Linked DNA regions of Homo sapiens: region 1 is linked to region 2. A link is a contact called in ENCODE Hi-C or POLR2A ChIA-PET data. All regions are on one chromosome and are shown on one strand. The core of a region is the stretch at or near the end of the contact, and the rest is flanking DNA. Distances in the headings are between cores, read along the strand shown.

Region 1 (2,947 bases), core at 89-2,588, 48 kb before region 2:
GTCTTACTCTGTTGCCTTGGCTGGAGTGCAGTGGCATGATCTCTGCTCACTGCAACCTCCACATCCTGGTTCAAGCGATTCTCCTGTCTCAGCCTCCTGAGTAGCTGGGATTACAGGAGTGCAACACTACACCCAGCTAATTTTTGCATTTTTAGTACAGATGGGGTTTCGCCGTGTTGGCCATGCTGGTCTCAAGCTTCTGACCTCAGGTGATCCACCCACCTCAGCCTCCCAAAGTGCTGGGATTACATGTTTGAGCTACCGCACCTGGCCAAAAAGCATTTTTAGGGGAGGTTTTTTCTTTCTCCTTGTACACGCAATGAAGTAAAGGACAATCTGAGCCTAGATAAATGAAATGGTAAACCTTGATATAAGGTAGAAGCAACAATTGTGGAGATAAAGGGATTATATAAGAGATGTATTTGTAAAAAAAAAAATGGGGGAATTGAGTAACTGATGAACATAAGTCTCAGACAGAGTGAGAGAGAGAAAATGTATGAGACCATATTTGTTCTCTTTTTAGGTGTCTGAAAATTTGTTGTGACTAACATTTTAAATGTGACAATGTCATGAAACATTTTTCTGGGGACATCAGATTTCTTTGTAGAAAGGGGACTTCCCCATTGCCAATACCTTGACTCACTTATCTGTTCCTCCTCAGATGGGGAGTGAGTGTCATCTTAAAGCAAGCAGAGGTTTGTTTTGTTTGGATATCAATCTTAAGGTCTACTTGGAGCATCCAGAATGTTTCTTAAACGATTGACCAAATTGACCAAAGATGTTACAGTTTCTGAGGTGTCCACTCAGAGTCAGCAAACACTGCACAAATAAAAAACAATCGGTAAATTATTTCCAAGGATTGGAAACAGAAATCCTCAGATGATTCACCGATGACTCAGTTTTCTGTGTATCGCTTCTACTCTACTTGTTGCCAAGGGAACTTGGGGCCTACTTCCTACCACACGACGGCTATAAAAAGTACCAGCAAAAGCCGCAGTAGAGTAACTTCTCTACTCTTTTATTAAAAATGGCTAACGGACTAAATGTCAGTTACATAAGAAAGATTTAGGTTTGTCTGTGAAGGTCATATCTACCGGTACCATGAAATACTGAGAAACCACGTTGTTACTCTTTTTATCTTTCATTTGCTTTTAACTACACTGCTTTCTTTATGCGGGGCATTTTATATAATGTACCTAACATGCCAACAGAAATTGTATGTTCTTCATAAACTCCAGACCAATGTGCTTTTGCAGTGATAGAAGTGACCTGTGAAATCTGTGTCAACCTCAGAGCCAGGGTAAGATACCGTCATCACACTGCCAGCCTGCCTGCTTCTCTGGGTCCTTGTGGCAGGGGAAGGAGATGAGACAGGGAGTAGGAGAGAGACTGACTGCTACAAAGGGACCTGTGCAGCTTCACTCTTATAGCCACTGTCTGTGTGGATCTCTTTTGACAATCATCTTTTATCAAGCAACATAAAAATATCAGTACTATTAAGTATCCATAAGAAGGCACCAATCATGAGTGGATATTTCCATATATAAAACCTAGGTTTCTTTCCTTTCAATATGTGCATTGAGTTCAATTCTCATCTGGAAACAGGGAATGAAAGCCGCTTGTATGGATAGTTGTCAGGAAGACATATACAGGATATAAGTTAAAAGCACAGACAAGCATGTTCTGTGTTTACAGGGGGCAGGAACTCTCTCAGCAAGAAGTCCTGGTACGACAAGACAGTTAAAGGCATTCCAGGAATATACTGTTTTCATTTGGCTGTGAGTCTTCCTAGAAAATGTAAAAGAAAGTTTTCCCTGTTAAGATAACACATTTTCTCTTTATGGTTTCATGAGGGCAGAAGGAAGCTCTCAGCTGTTCTTACATAAAGCCTTGTCTGAGAGGTATGGGATGCCTGATATTTTTTATGCTTAGATTTATATAACATTATAGCTCTTCTTCTCTTTGAAGAGGCAATATGGTTGAATAAGATCATAAATTTAAATTTACTATTAAAAAGTATTAAGTATTATGTGTAATACACACTGATTTTTCTAAAATGCAAGTCTGATCTTGTCATCTCTTTCTACCTTAAAATTTATTATAGGTCTCCTATTTTTTAGAACATTAAAATCCAAGCTTCTTATGGGATGCAAAGCACTTGGTGGCCTCATCTCATTGTTCTTCTTTGTACTTGAGCATCATAGAGTTAGTTACTTGTAGCTTTGAATTCGTATTATTTTTCCACACCTCTGTGACTTGGTGCATAGGCTTTAATAAGCCTGAAATGTCTTCCCTCTCTTCCTATGTGATTGATTCCTATTTATCCTCAACACAAAATTCAGATATCGCCTGCTGTCTTGAGTCTTCACTGACTTAAAAGCAGTTCTTATGTAGGACCTCTACTCCTGTTCATATTTATGATGTTGCCTTTATAATGCTATATTTTGTCTGTTTCATCCTGTGTGCCTGTATTTTTTCTTTTTTTATACTGCATAATTCCTGGGATCCAGATTCATATTTCCAAAAAAACATCATTGTATTTCCAGCATTTTACACAGTCCCTGGCATATGGTAGTTGTTTATAACTTTTTGTTAAAGATCTTCCATTTTGCACCTTATGATAATTGTTAGATAAAAATCTAAAATAATGCATCACTAGAAAATGTAACATAGTAAATAAACATTGCATATGTGTGCCTTATAATGCCATGTAGAAAAGAGTGTGCTCAAAATTCCTTATTGGATAAAGAAGCAAAAGGTCATCGTGACATAAGTCTGATGCACGTAAATTAAAGAGTTATTTGTTCAACAAAGAACAGCAATAACAAAGTCTCCCAAAATCTGATGTCAGGATTAGCTGGTGAAAAGATTAAGATGTGTTTTTTTTTTCTCTCATTGTCCCAATACCTCTCAATGGAACCAACAAATATCTGCTGCAATGTCTGTT
Region 2 (2,860 bases), core at 170-2,669:
GAGCCTGTCATGTAATAAAGCTGATTCCTTTTCTCCTACCAGAAAACATGACTGAAACTGATGGCTTAGAGCTAAGTGAAAAACATATTAAACATGTATGAACCATTTGGGGCAAATTCCGTTTGATCCTGATGTATCATTATAACTTGAATTTTCTATCATCTTTGTTAAAGATTTATGATTTAATGACTTAAAGCCAATCTTAGTATGTCAATAAAATATGAAACTTTAATAATCAACAACAACAACAGTAACAAAAAACCTATTTACTTCTATTTTACTTGGATAAAACAAGGTGTAAAGGTCCCAGGTGATGGCAGTGTGGTCCCACATGTCCTGGCCAGGAGATATCAGGATGGGGATAGAGGTCGGGAATCTGGGCAGACCCCTGAAGCTGGTGGAAGTTGAAAAATGGATGGACAAAGGAGAAGCCAAGTAGAGGGAACCATGGAGCCAAGTGTCCAGAAAGCAGAGCCAGGATAAGGAGATGATCTGAGGATCTGTAAGTTTCATATTATCAAGCCAGTCATGATTGGAACATGAGATAAAAGCAAGTCTAAATGAGAAGGCACTAGTGTCAGAGAGAAAAGCCAGCAGTTTTCAGGGTACTGCTGCAGAGCCGTGTAAGTGGTGGGGCCAGGACAGTGCTAAGAATCTGTGACAGAGCTGGGACTCAAAACCAGGATCCAGGGCTGGACACTTGAGGGTCAACAGGGCCAGGGCTGAACCCACAAAAAGAATGCTTGTAAGGCTGTGTGTCTGAACTACTGGATATACTCCCAATATTTTCTCTAGCCCTTAGTAACCTGTCACCCTGAGACAGGACATGCAGGCCAGGGCTGAGCAGACATGTGAGGGCTTAATAGGGATGACTTCTGCGTTTAGAAAATTAGGAGACAAAGATAGAGACAGGCCAAGTGTAGAGGGATAATCTCAAAGACCACATCTGAGAAATGAGGCCCCTTTTTATAGATTTTGCTTTTCTTTAAAAGTATAAATCCTTTTCTTAAAAAGTGTAAATCTTGTCAGCTTCAAGGAAGAAACCTACTACCATTAACCTTTTCAGTTTTCCTCCCAGTTACAATCCAAGCAAAGCCAATTCACAGCGAAGCTGAGAAGTTTAGAAAGTTTGCCTTCTGTCTTATTCTCTCATTTTTGCAGCATTTTCTTCTCTCTGGTATAGTTATTTAATATATCCTGGTTGCTTCACCTCCCCGCCTCAAAACAGAGTAGGAGTTAAAAGCCATACTGTATGCTTTTGATTGAATAAGTGGCTATAATCTACTGCAGTGTAGTCTTAATGTGTTACCTCAAACGTAAGTTTTATTTTCAACAGGGTAGGCTTTTTTTTTCTAATTGCTTAAAGATATGAACCTTACCCTTAAGAAGGGGAAGTGGAATGAACCATATGAGTCAGTCAAAGATAGTCCACAGGAGGCCAGTCCGACCAAATCACATGTTAGACATACACTCTTGGAAACTGAAGAAAGCACGGAGAAAGCCATGACCTATTTTTTATTTTGTTGGAACTTGAAAGTTTTTTTTTAAATGAAAGTACTAAAGAACTCCAAAAATACATAGTAATGATAAAACAATCATATATCTATTATCAGGAAGCATAAAAATCATACAATAATCTAGTCCAGAGAGCATCATTACTTTGTCATCATTACTAAGTATTCCTTTTATAAGTAAATGTCAGTTCCTGCAACATTAGATAATTGTAGTTTAGAAATGAGTAATCTAATTTATTGGCCATGGCAGAGATTCAGCTCTTTGAAAAAGCATAGTCATTTTTAACCTTCTCATTGTTTATTGTTATGCATCTGACAATGGGATTTAATTTTTAGATATTTAAGCCTTTTCCTTATGCAACAATACCCCAAAGGCAGTCATTTCTGATGGTATTTGGAATCCCAAATCTTAATTCTTTTCCAGGAACAATGGAAATAAACAACCGATTTTAGGTGTTTCCCTATTTCCTTATTAAATAAAACCTTTTCACTTTGGCAGGCCTGCACTCTCTCTGTGAATGCTGGTTTATTTCCCCATTAATTGTCTTTCTAATTTTAATTAAACAGCCTTAAAGTGGCAGCAAAAGACACCTTTAATGTTTGTTAGTTCTGTTACTCTAGAAAGAAAAGAAGGTTTAATGTATTGCTTTAAATTCAACACACACACATACTTCTGATTGGGTAACACTAGGCTTTAAAGTACTTAAACCGAAAAGTAATTTCAAAATAAACATTCCTTTACTCTTTGGACTATTTGAAAATAAGCTGCCAGCATGACTGCCAAATGTCCCCTCTGAGTCTACATGTACATAAAAATATTTACCAAACCGTTGAGTCCACATCTCTATGAGGACAACATGCCATTTCTGATATGAGCTCTGGGGACTTAATGGCAGATATTTAGTTCTCAGCTGTCTTTAGCACATCCAATCCAATATAGTTGCGTATTACTTCTGTCTTTGGAGACAACCTAAATGATCTTACATTGTTAGAAATCTGTATCATTTAGATAAATAAATTTCAGATGTCACCTTTTTTCTTGGTGCCATTATGGTTATTTATAGTCCCAAATGAATTGTTGCAAATATACATTATAACTTTTATAATACATAAATTACAGTACATACATCTCTAAACTGGCTTGAGGTTAATTTTTAAATTGAATCTAGCAATGTGTGAATTTTCAAAATAGATTTAATGTTTTACATGAAAATTTGTTTAACTGCTAAGTTCATTTTTAATTCATTAGTGTGCTTGATATACTATCTTTAGAGGCAATTATTTTAACGACAAATTACATTAAATCAACAAATAATTTTTTTAAGCATCAGGGATTTCCTCTTTAA

The links. A loop is a pair of places that touch in the nucleus more often than their neighbours do. ChIA-PET counts read pairs that join two places held with the same protein, here RNA polymerase II (POLR2A). Pooled maps may share reads with other maps.
Region 1: a map of PC-3 shows a loop between it and region 2 (5-fold over the local background). The contact joins two enhancer-like sites. A Hi-C loop is called at or near these places in 6 of 168 maps with a recorded cell type or tissue (CD4-positive, alpha-beta T cell, CD8-positive, alpha-beta T cell, PC-3 and 3 more), 22 of 37 single-sample maps with no recorded cell type and 15 of 50 pooled maps. POLR2A ChIA-PET finds 5 or more read pairs at or near these places in 3 of 52 experiments (GM12878, activated T-cell and activated naive CD8-positive, alpha-beta T cell).

The regions. Positions count from the first base shown.
Region 1 is chr7:17,232,607-17,235,553 of GRCh38, reverse strand. All of the region lies in intron 6 of LOC101927609 (a long non-coding RNA gene), which reads left to right. Among named protein-coding and RNA genes, the nearest start is that of AHR, 65 kb to the left of the region's middle. RefSeq lists enhancers at 683-942, 1,093-1,142, 248-1,447. Within about 2 kb of position 1,338, at least 15 of the 41 ENCODE cell types and tissues checked have a DNase peak (open chromatin) inside an H3K27ac peak, as active enhancers do; they include PC-3, where a contact is called at or near this core.
Region 2 is chr7:17,184,415-17,187,274 of GRCh38, reverse strand. All of the region lies in intron 1 of LOC107986772 (a long non-coding RNA gene), which reads right to left. All of the region lies in intron 6 of LOC101927609 (a long non-coding RNA gene), which reads left to right. Among named protein-coding and RNA genes, the nearest start is that of AHR, 110 kb to the left of the region's middle. RefSeq lists an enhancer at 1,284-1,353. Within about 2 kb of position 1,419, at least 2 of the 41 ENCODE cell types and tissues checked have a DNase peak (open chromatin) inside an H3K27ac peak, as active enhancers do; they include PC-3, where a contact is called at or near this core.